Regions from separate parts of the Homo sapiens genome. Here region 1 is linked to region 2. A link is a loop called in an ENCODE intact Hi-C map of the cell type or tissue named here. Cell type or tissue: transverse colon. All regions are shown on one strand. Each heading gives the region's core, and the rest is flanking DNA. Links, peaks and the distances in the headings are about the cores only. Region 1 holds the start of LOC124903640 (a long non-coding RNA gene). Region 2 overlaps RBFOX1 (RNA binding fox-1 homolog 1).

Evidence for each region. Hi-C counts contacts between places; a loop is a spot of excess contacts. Peaks named below come from ENCODE experiments on the same cell type or tissue, not always from the same donor. Only the 100,000 strongest peaks of a DNase experiment are listed, where the experiment ranks them.
Region 1: a loop joins it to region 2, with 11 times the contacts of the local background. A loop is called at or near these places in 2 of 110 quality-filtered maps.

What each region holds. Positions count from the first base shown.
Region 1 is chr16:7,301,831-7,307,207 of GRCh38, forward strand. The region is part of intron 4 of RBFOX1 (RNA binding fox-1 homolog 1); the gene reads left to right. LOC124903640 (a long non-coding RNA gene) reads right to left here and starts at 2,850. Exons shown (of 2, transcript XR_007064971.1): 1 at 2,651-2,850; 2 at 1-795. In transverse colon, for the core only: no CTCF peak of the experiment used is centred there; no DNase peak of the experiment used is centred there; H3K4me3 peaks cover 1,710 bases; H3K27me3 peaks cover 3,026 bases.
Region 2 is chr16:7,246,274-7,251,650 of GRCh38, forward strand. All of the region lies in intron 4 of RBFOX1 (RNA binding fox-1 homolog 1), which reads left to right. Among named protein-coding and RNA genes, the nearest start is that of LINC02152, 1.0 Mb to the right of the region's middle. RefSeq lists a silencer at 382-582. In transverse colon, for the core only: no CTCF peak of the experiment used is centred there; no DNase peak of the experiment used is centred there.

The DNA of each region.
Region 1 (5,377 bases), core at 289-5,288, 56 kb after region 2:
GGATTGGAAAGGTAGAATGGTTGGCCTTTTATTCCATTCGTGTTCTGTGGAGTGACTTTCTCTTTAGTTTTGTGAATGCAAAAATAAATAAATAAAGGCAGGTAGGAAGTAAGAGAAGAAAAGAGGGAATTCTTATATTATTTGTTAATCAAAGCTTGTCCCATGAATGTGACCTCTGATGCAACGTACAGCAAACGTTTTTCAAACTAACCACTGCCAGCACCCCCCAATAAAAGCAGTACAGAATAGCAGCCTCTACTTTCCCACTCCCCTGGATGAACTTCTGCCTAGGGCTAAAGGGTTAAACATGCTACTGTGTCCCTGATAAATTGATGGGATGTGTGAGCCCCAGAGAGGTTGGAGGCACTGGTTTTGCAAGATGAAAAGTGGAAAGAAACAGCGGGTTGGGGCCTAGTGTTAGGCAGAGTGAAGACTTCATAGTTATTTCAAACAGAACGACAACAAAAAATAGAGCCGTGGGATAATTAGTTTTCTTTTCTTCAGAAAGCATTTTGATTAGCCTGCAAAGTGAGTTGTGCCTTGCGAGCTGATGGCTGGGTTCAGAGCCTTCATTTGGCTGAGGATGTCGGGGTGAGCCCTGAGGAGGAGGGGATATTTGGGATGTCCCTGGTGGCCAGTTCCAGGGTTCTGCCCCAAATATTCTTTTGTGAGAGAGCCCCCATCCCCTCTCAGGTACGGTTCCGTCCTGCAGGTCAGTGAGAAGCTGTCAGCAAGGTTTCTTTCAGGAAGCCCAACAATCAAAAAAGCTGCTGTTTAGACAGCTGATCTCTTGGTCTGAAAACAAAAAAAAAAAAAAAGAAAATCCAATCACTGGGTCAAAATCTATATTAAAAAAATATGGCTACTCTTCCTGATCACGATTTTATTGCTGCCAAGAATGCAAGAATGTGCTTTTTTTTTTTTTTCCTGTCAGGACCAAGGACGAGTTAGAGTCTTAATATTTTCTTTCGATTTGCAGATCACATCCTATTTTATTGCATAAAGACTAATGAAATCTACTAATGAATAATTATTACTTCATAAAATAAAGGGGAGGGGAGACCCGTTTGCAAGAGCAGAATGTTAATTTGGCCAAGGAGGGCTGGACAGGCAAGAATAAAAAAAATAAATAAATAAACCATTGTAATTTGCTCCCTGCAGCCGACGGAGTAATCTCTTATCAGACACGGACTTCCCTACCCTGTGCATTTATAATTTGAGAGGAGCGGGTGTTCTGGGCTGGGAGAAGCCCCCTTCCAGTCGCCCCGAGCTGGCACGTTAGTCCAACAGGCTTGATTTCCACGCCAGCCTGGGCGGTTGCTCTCATTGAACAGCTCAGGGGCTGGTTCGCTGGCTCGGGGCTGCCTGCCCAACCAAGGCGAGGCACAGAGCGAAAGCTGCGCCCCAAACGCCCGGGGGTGCATCGGCGCTTCGGTGCTCTGCTGGGGGGCGCAGAAACCTCCTCCCCTCCCTCAGCCCAAGCTCCCTCCTGCCCCCAGCCCCTAACGTCTCAGCACTCCACCTCCTGAGGAGGGGAAATCCCTTTTCTGTGTTTATTTGGCAAGGAATCCGGCAAACGCACCGCCACCAACATCTACCACTGTGGGTCCCAGCTGGGCCATCGCGCTAATTGTCCAGCTCGCCTGATGCCGGGCGCGCGGGGCGCTCGCTCGCCTGCTCACCGGCAGAGGGTTTTAGCAGACCGAATTTAAATTTTGGTGAGTGTTTTTTTGAAACAAACAAAAAAAATAAATAATTTTTAAAAAAAGCGAAGGGGAGGGAAGGAAAAAAAGGAAAAAAAATCTTTCCCCTGGACCCATTTGACAAATGAGGAGACAGACAGCATCAGAACCAACGGAGTGAGCTTCAGTGTGAGTCAAAACCTCTCTTCCTCTCTTTCAATCTCTCTCTCTCTTTACCCTCCCTCTCGCTCTCTCTCTCTCTCTCTCTCTGTCTCTCCCCTCCCTCTCTCTTCCTCTCTCCCTCTCTACCTCCGTCCCACCCCTTCCTCCTCTCCCTCCCTCCCTCCCTCTCGCTATCCTTGCCCCCCTCCCATTCAGCCTCTTCGGGAGGGCAGCGCATCCCCTGCCCCTTCCAGAGAAGTTCCCTCTGCCGGTTCTCGTGTCACCTTCACAGGGGTATGGGGTGGGGGGCCCCTTCCACTTTCCGGGGGATCAAAAAGCAGGCCCAACAACCCAGAAAAGCCAGACGACCGCGCGAAGGGAACCAACTAGTTTCCAGGTCCCCGCAAGTGTTTTAGTTGGAGGCAGAGGAACGCCGGGATCTAGCACATCCCCAGGCGGGGAGAGCCAGGGAGGAGGGACCGGCGGGGTGCGGTGGGGGGAGGGAGGAGGAAAGAGGGGGAGAGAGACAGAGAGAGAGACAGAGAGAGAGAGAGAGAGAGAGAGAGAGAGAGACAGCGCGAGCCACCGGTCATTGACTTAGATAACCAGCAAAATTAAAAAAGAAAAAAAAAAATTGTAGCGCCCAGGCAGAGAGCAACGTGATTGCATTCAAGCGTCCCCACTCGGGCTCGGCGGGCGCCAGAGAGACATGATGCAGCATCCTCTGACGGGGGCCACCTGCGTGGCGCTCCCCAACGTGGGCATGTGTCCCCAGCTTTCGTGTGCCTTGACTTTTATGTACTTACAGCAGGTAAGGCGCGCGTCTGCCCTCGGTGGCTGCTTTCCTGGGGCTGGGCCAGATGGGTCCCCGCGCGTACTGGGCTGCGCTTCGGTGCCTTATGTAGGTTCTGAGGAGGGGGCTCCCGCGTTGCGATGGAAAGGGTGGATGGAAGCCTCCTGCTCTCTGTGGAGCCCGGGCACCTCGCGCTGAGATGTTTCTGCACCTGTCCGAATACTTTAAAACCGCCTGATGCCCAGCCTGGGCACCGGAAGTTTGAAATGGAAAACTGCCTTTTCCTTGCTACCATCTTCCTTGTGTCAGTGCCTTTCGTGGTGATCTGAGTCTAAGACCCCTTTGATGCTAAGAGTTTGAATCTTTGTGGAGGCATTCCGGTGCCTGTAGTGTTAATTCAGCTGATTTAATAGAGAGTGGAAAGGAGAAGTGTGTGGTGTGTGGTGTGGTGTGTGTGTGTGTGTGTGTGTGTGTGTGTGTGTGTGTGTGTGTTTTCCTAAGTTTGTGTGGTGCTATATTCGGTCCGCATGGGATCGCAGCATTTGAATTTCTGGAGTGTGTCAGCCCCAGTCTGCCTTCAAACTCACTGGCAATGCTGTGAAGAAGGTGAGCTGTTTAGGATGTTGTCTTTGTTGGCATGTGTTAGGGTGTTTGTGTGTGTGTGCGTGTGTGGGTTTTTTTTTCCCTTTCACTTCTCCTTAGTGGTCTTGCTGAGGGAGTCTGTGTTTGCTTTATTTTCCATTCATTGTGCACATTTCAGTCTTTTGACACCTTACTCTCTGTCTTTCTCAGGGTGTTTCCTTGGGACCCTCTCTGCTCTGTCATTCTTTCTTTATTGGAAGGGTTGCTTCCTGAGTTGGTTCCTGGGCTTGGGAAATAGCTCAGCACTGCCCTTGTAGGGTGACAGGCCAGCTCTCTGTCATTGGGCAGGGGCAGTGGATGTGAACTGAAGGGCTAGAAGGGGTTTTGTCATGCAGATGAAAATCCTTTCTCCCTCCCAGGATCTCCATCCTATTCTATGAAGGTTTACAGTGATTATACTCATTTTATCTGTTTTTCCACGGACTCACTTCAAGAGTACCATTTGTTAACATGAGTGTGTGAACAGAACTTCCTATGCAAGAGTTGAGAGTGGCCCTCTTCCCCAAGACCCTCAATTTCAACCTGTGTTAAAGGAATGTATATTTTTATAAAATGTCAGGATTCTGTTTTGAACATTTGGGTGATTTTCTATCAAGTTGGTTGACTCCAGAAAATATTTCTTAGGTGTATTTTCTGTTGCATGTCTTTTTGAGAACAGTCTTAAAAAAATCTTGGGAACCAATTTGTTCTTTTAAATATTATTTTATTACGTTCATTATTGAGTAAATCGTGCCAGAAGACATTTCCCAAGAGAGTATTGATAACATATTATATGCTTCATCTTCCACAATTTCTGTGCCTTTGCTGTGGGTGTGTGTGTAAATGTGTATGTGCATGTGCGTTTTATACCAGTTATTTCCACCGGAAGAAAATTCTAATGAGCATTTCTATAGATGCTAAGCCTCAGTTGGATTTATCAAATTATTACTGAGTTGATCTTTTGCCTTTTACATTTACTTCTTTCATGTTATTTATTAATCAATTTGAATATCATTTACCTAGCAAGTAGAATGCTATAGGTACTCAATGTTCTCCGTTCCTTTGTGTGGTGGTGTTTGTGTTTTTTTCAAAAATACATCCATGTTTCTGCCTTCTAGATTTTTAAATTGGCTTACTCATTTGGGCACAACTTAGGAGAGAAGATAGTGACTTTGAGTGAGAGGTTATTCTTGCCATGAGAAGAACAAACATATAAGATAAACACAAAGGTTCTCAGCATCTTCCAGGCAGTCTCTCCCACGAGGAAAAACACCCCTGCTCTGGAAAGGGGAGGCTTGAAGAAAACATTGGCAGCCACAACAAATATTTAGAAGTGACTAAATCAGCATCATGGTTCCATATGAAGATAGATGGAGGGTGGATTTTGAAATGTGCTTTGGAATGCATCTCCCCCTCCCCTGAAAGGACTTGCACTGCTATCTGTGAAAGTGTTTATAATGTGATACTATGACATAATGTGGGAATGGTGTGCGTGTGTGTGTGTGTGTGTGTGTGTATTTTCTCTGAGCTTCACTGAATACCTGAAGTATAATAAAGGCAGTCATTTATTTTTGCCTGTTTCATTCAGAATTAGGTTTTCTAGCCCTTCCTGGAAGCTCACCGCTAGGGTGTAAGTGATATACCTGGAGTCATCTGTCCTGGCCATTACTGTCGTGATAGTTCGTTTAAAAGTCTCAAGTCACTTATTTTATTTAGCATTCCAGACAATCGGCTGATTAAGAGTGTGAAATAGTTTAATCTCCACATACATAAATCATATCGATAAGTAATATCTTGTACCCAGACACCACTACTATATTTTTTATCTGCCTTTAATCTGTAGCTATTATTGGATCTCTAGCTAATTTTGGTGAACAGAAGGGTAATCTTTGATCTCAAAGTAAATTGATCAAGTGGACGAATCAGGCAACATTTATGATAAGTAACACCTTCACTGAAAACAATTTTATTTTATAATTGTTTAGAAATAAACATAATTCAGAAGTCTTTGTCATTGAGATCACCAATTACATAAGAAAGTAATCAACCCACATTGATCTTATTTTGGAGCATTTATCATTTTGTTTTATAAATCCACAAACTCTGACCACCGGCCATC
Region 2 (5,377 bases), core at 98-5,097:
CCAATTGCCTCTCACCTGGGCAGCTCCAGCAGCACCCTCCCTGGATTCCCTGTCTCCGTCCTTGCTCCCTGGCATCCCCCACAGCAAAGCAGCCATGGAGATTGTTCTGAAGTGATAACCCGAATGTTTTCCTCTTGAATGTGTGATTTTTTTAGTGGCCTCCTGTTGAAAGCAGAATTAAATCAAACTCGTTGTTTTGCTTTCAGGCTCTGCATTATCTGGCCTCTCTCCAGTCTCTCCCTTATAACTGTACCAAACCATGGTGGCATCCTTCCTTTTCCACAAACGCCAAGCTTATTATGAACCTAGGGCTTTTTGTTGTTGCACATCTATTTATTGTCAGACTGTATGGTCACCTCCTTTTTTTTTTTTTTTTTTTTTTTACTGAGTTTGAATGCAATTATTCCTTCCCTTTCCTCCTTGGTAAAACAGAACTCTTGGAGTTTTGTTGTGCTGACTGCGGTGGTATCAGCACCAAGGACAGCGCCTACGTAGCACATCCAGAGGCTTATTAAATATCAGGTTCAACGACTGGCTGACTGACTGATCAAAGAGAGCTACAGCATAAAGGCTTCAGAGTCAAAGTTGAACTCCAGTTCTGCCATCCACGAGACAGGAAAGTTATACAACCTCCCTAAACCTCAATTTTCCCATTTTACGACAGGGATGAGAACAGTGTCTCCCACATTAGGATACCCTATGTATTCTTTTCCTATTGGTCCCCAGCAATCACAAATCTAATTGGCAGGTAACAGTGAGCACTTGTTTAGTGCATGTGTCTGTAGTACAATGGGGTCCTTGATTTAGGCTGCACTCAGTCATGTGTCTGCAGGTCAGCTGGCCCTCAAGTGAGGAGGCTCAGCTTTGGAGGGAACTCTGGTCCCTGTGTCTCAAGTCCTCTGCTGGAGAATAGTAGCTAGTCAGAAATGTTCTCTTGGTGAAGGAGAAGTGCAAGAGAAACTTCTATTGTGCAAACGCCTTCAAGCCTTTAACCGCATCACACTCGCTGCCGGTTAACATTCCTTAACCAAAGCAAGTCTCACAGACACACCCGCAGTGGAGGGGACACTCACAGCCAACGGGTAGGAAAGTACACTCTGCCCATGGAGGTGGAGAAGGAGCAAATACTCCTCTATGGTGATCTACCACACACTAAGAGTTGTGCAAGATAATGAGTGTTAAGTTCCTGGTATGTGATAGGCACTCAGTAAATGTTAGCTAAAGTTGAGAATTACTAATTTTTCTGTAAGACCCTGTGCCTGCCACAATAATATGAAAGTAATGAATAGTTTTATGTTAACAAAAGCTAAAAGCCCCCAGGTCATCCTTAAATGAATGTATATCCTGATTCAGGAATGCCGTGATTTTAAGAATACATTAGTGACTGCTTGTCATTTACACATCTCTTAATTTAGCTGAAATGGAATACGGGAAACATAGCCTCTTTAAATCCAGGTTAAGTACATTTCCATTGCAGGGAGCAAGGTCGGTGCTGTTCATCTAGGTATTTTAAAATGTGGTTCCAAACACTGCATGTTCTCACTTATAAGTGGGGGCTAAATGATGAGGACTCATGGACCCATAGAGGGGAACAACACACACTGGGGCCTATCAGAGGGTGGAGGGTGGGAGTAGGGAGAGGATCAGGAAAAATAACTAATGAGTACTAGGCTTAATACCTGGGTGATGAAAAAATCTGTAAGACAAACTCCCATGACACAAGTTTACCCAAATAACAAACCTGCACATGTACCTCTGAACCTAAAATAAAAGTTAACCTTAAAAAAATAGAATATGGTTCTGGAAGGAAGAATAACCGCTGATTTTAGGAAGAACTGTGAATGAAGGCAAAGACTTCAGAGGGAGATGGCTCTCAGTTTTGAGCCTTGGTTTCTTTATCAGTTAGGGATATTACCAGCTCTCTGATAGGGTCCCTGTGATGTTTAGAAAAGGGTCTACAAACCATTAACACAGTGAGTGGCACATGAACGGCTTTGCAAATTCTTGCTGCCTTTCCTACCTACTGCTCACTCCCTTCCTTGTTCATAAAGGACCGTGCTGTTGGCCATTTTGTCGTCAGCTCTTCTAGTAGGATGCCCTATGTGGGTATCAGAATACATTTGTGCAGAATCTTCTAGCTGAGTCCCTTCATATCTTTCCAGTCATTTGGGGGAAAAGGTAGGATCTGAATGAACAGAGACTTTCACGCTTACACTTGCTGGCTTAGCTGAATTAGGGGTAGCATTACTTAATTTCACCCATCACAGATGGTTTTACCTGTCATCTCAGCCATGAGCCACCTTCCTTCCAGAACTAGGCATTTCTTCTTTATGGTGAGTGAACTTAGTTTTTGACCTTCCTTTTTATAAAACACTAATAGTTGCTTATAGGAAATTCAAGTACTGCAGATAAGCACCAAGAAAATTAGAGTTGCATGTTATTCATCATCCAGAGATAATGTGAATTAGCATTATCATTAATTGATTTTTCTGTATGTCTAGGCAGAGATATATCAGGGAAAATGCTATTTATAACAGTTGCCTTTTTGAGTAATCATTTAGCTGTCATCTATTTGTAATCTGTATGTATATCCTACCTATATACATAACAAGGCAAATGTTGCTATGTATAGCCAACAGCCATCGCCCAAGAAAGGCGGGTAGCACCATCTTGTTCTAGGAGAGGTCCCTTTGTCTGTGGAATCCCAGATAGGTTTGATTTTGCAAGACTGAGAGTGGGAGCCAGGGAATACAGCACTGCTCTGCATAATAGAGGGAGGGAAAAGTAGTGTTCCAGGAATAGGACTGATAGGAGAGGGAGGGGAAGAGAGAAATGGGAGAGGGAAAGGAAGGAATCAATGCTGAAAGGAACAGAAAGCTGGGGGTTAGGTGGTATCACCACCAACCTTCAGCTAAGTTGACTACATTTTTAAATGTTTTTGCAAGGGTGGGTTTGTTTCCATTCCCCTCTTTTTTCCCTTCTCTTCATTGTCTTTTTCTTTCCTTCTTTTCTTTCTATTGGATGAACCCTGAAAGTGGTGCAATAGAGAATAAATAAGATAGGAGGAGCCTGGAGGACAATAAGAACAAAATCTACCTGAGAATTTGCAGGAACCTGGGGACATCACTAGACTTCCAAGGGCCATAGAAATTGGAGCTTTATACCAATTTTACTTACATCACCAAGGAGAAAGCATTTTTCCAGCTATCTGAATTCTCTGTCTTTCTCTCTGACTTCCCACATTGTATATCAACTGTTTATATGTTTTGTAGTTTTTTAATATAGCTATATATTATGAAAATTTCCTTCTTCATAGGCTTCTTTCTTTAAAAAAAAAAAGAGCCTGTAAGAATAATGAAAGGGCTGAAGAATAAAATCATTGAATGGGTACCAGATTTATTTTTATGTATTTTTTATTTTTGGCACAGTCCCAATTGCTGAGCTTTTTCTTGTGCTATCTCTGATTTTCCACCATAACAAACCGACAGTGATGAGCAACATTGTGTCTATATCTTAAGCACACCCAGGACTTTCTGGAGTCAGTTCCTACAAGTGGAAATACTTGAATAAAGGTTATACAAATGTTTAAGCCTTTTGATACACATTGTTAAATGATCTCTTCAGAAAGGTTAAACCAATTTACACTCTCAACAGTAGTGTTTAAGAGACTCTTTCTCTAAATCTCCTTTAATAATGAAGAGAAGCATTATAAAATCCTTTCCAATTGCCATTTTTATAAAAAATAGAACCTATTTGTTTTGCACGTATTTGGTAACTCTAAGAATCCCTCCCCCTTTTTTTCCCATAGGGTTTTGAACCAGTTGTGTTTCCTCTGGGAAAATCTGCTTCTTCATGTCTTTCAAGCCTTTTATTGATTTTCGAGAGAAGTATCTTTATGTTTTGTTTTTAAAATTCAAATGTGGTGTTTCTAAATGGTATGTGAAGCATGATTTCACTTAGTAGACATTTGTGGATTAGCCATTAGGTGAAAAATAACACTGAAGAGTAAAACAAATGCTTTTTTTGCTGTTCCTGGGAGCGTGGGATGCTTATATTAATTGTTTACTGGTGACCATGGATGCTGACACAATGATTAAATGCTTTAAAGCCAGCTTAATGATATAAAGCCATTTCTTCATTTGTGTCTTCTAAGTGAAATCCTTCCTAAGTGAACCACAAGAGTTTCCTGCTTCATCGCCTCAGCTGCAGCCTCAGCTGCTGTGATTACACTTACCTTGTCTCTGCTTTAGTTAGTTTTTATCCCCTCCCTCCAAGAAAGTAAACTACCTGAAGGCAAAGACTAAGAGTATATACCCCAGGGACGGGGATCATAACTATGTACACAGCAGACACTGAGCAAGCATTTAGAGGAGTGCATTTTACCATTAGACTCTTGAAGGACGTCATACTGAATTTTCAGAATTTTTTATGTACCCAGGGCATTTTATGTGAACGTATTTACCAGGGAGGGTCATGCTGTGTATGACCTTTATGTCATTCTACCAAAGAATCAGGCACCAAGACAGCTGCAGTTTCTCTGGCTACTCTGTTTCCTTCTTTTAGGGAACTTAGGACACTGGGTGATTCTTTAAAAAAATAATAACGAATTAACTTTTTGAATTGACAAAGATGGTATACATTTATCATGTACAACATGACGTTTTGAAATATGTATATATTGTGGAATGGCGAAGTCAGGCTAATTAATACGTGTATTATCTGATATACATTTTTGTAGTGAAAACACTTAAAATCTACTCTTCCAGTGATTTTCAAGAACATGATACATGTCATTAACTATAGTCACCATGTTAAACAAAAGATTTCTTGAAACTATTCCTCCTATCTAACTGAAATTTTGTATCCATTCACCAACATCTCCCCAACCCTCACCAACCCCAATCCCACCCCAGCCCCTGGTAAGCAAACTTCTATTCCCTACTTCTATGAGTTCAACTATTTCAGATTCTACATGTAAGTGAAATCACGCAGTATTTGTTCTTCTGTGTGTGGCTTATTTCACTCAACATGACATCCTCCAGGTTCATCCACAGTGTTGCAGTTGACAAGAATTTATCTCTTTTTAGGGCTGAATGACATTCCATTGTAGATACAGAGCATACTTCTGTCCGTTTTTTTTTTTTTTTTCTGTGGGGGATGGAGTTTTGTTCTTGTTGCCCAGGCTGGAGTGCAGTGGCGCGGTCTTGGCTCACTGCAACCTCTGCCTCGTGGGTTCAAGTGATTTTCCTGCCTCAGACTCCCAAGTAGCTGGGATTACACGTGTCTCCCCTCGCCGCCATCAAGCCCAGCTAATTTTTGTATTTTTAGTGGAGACGAAGTTTCACCATGTTGGCTTGCCTGGTCTTGAACTCCTGAC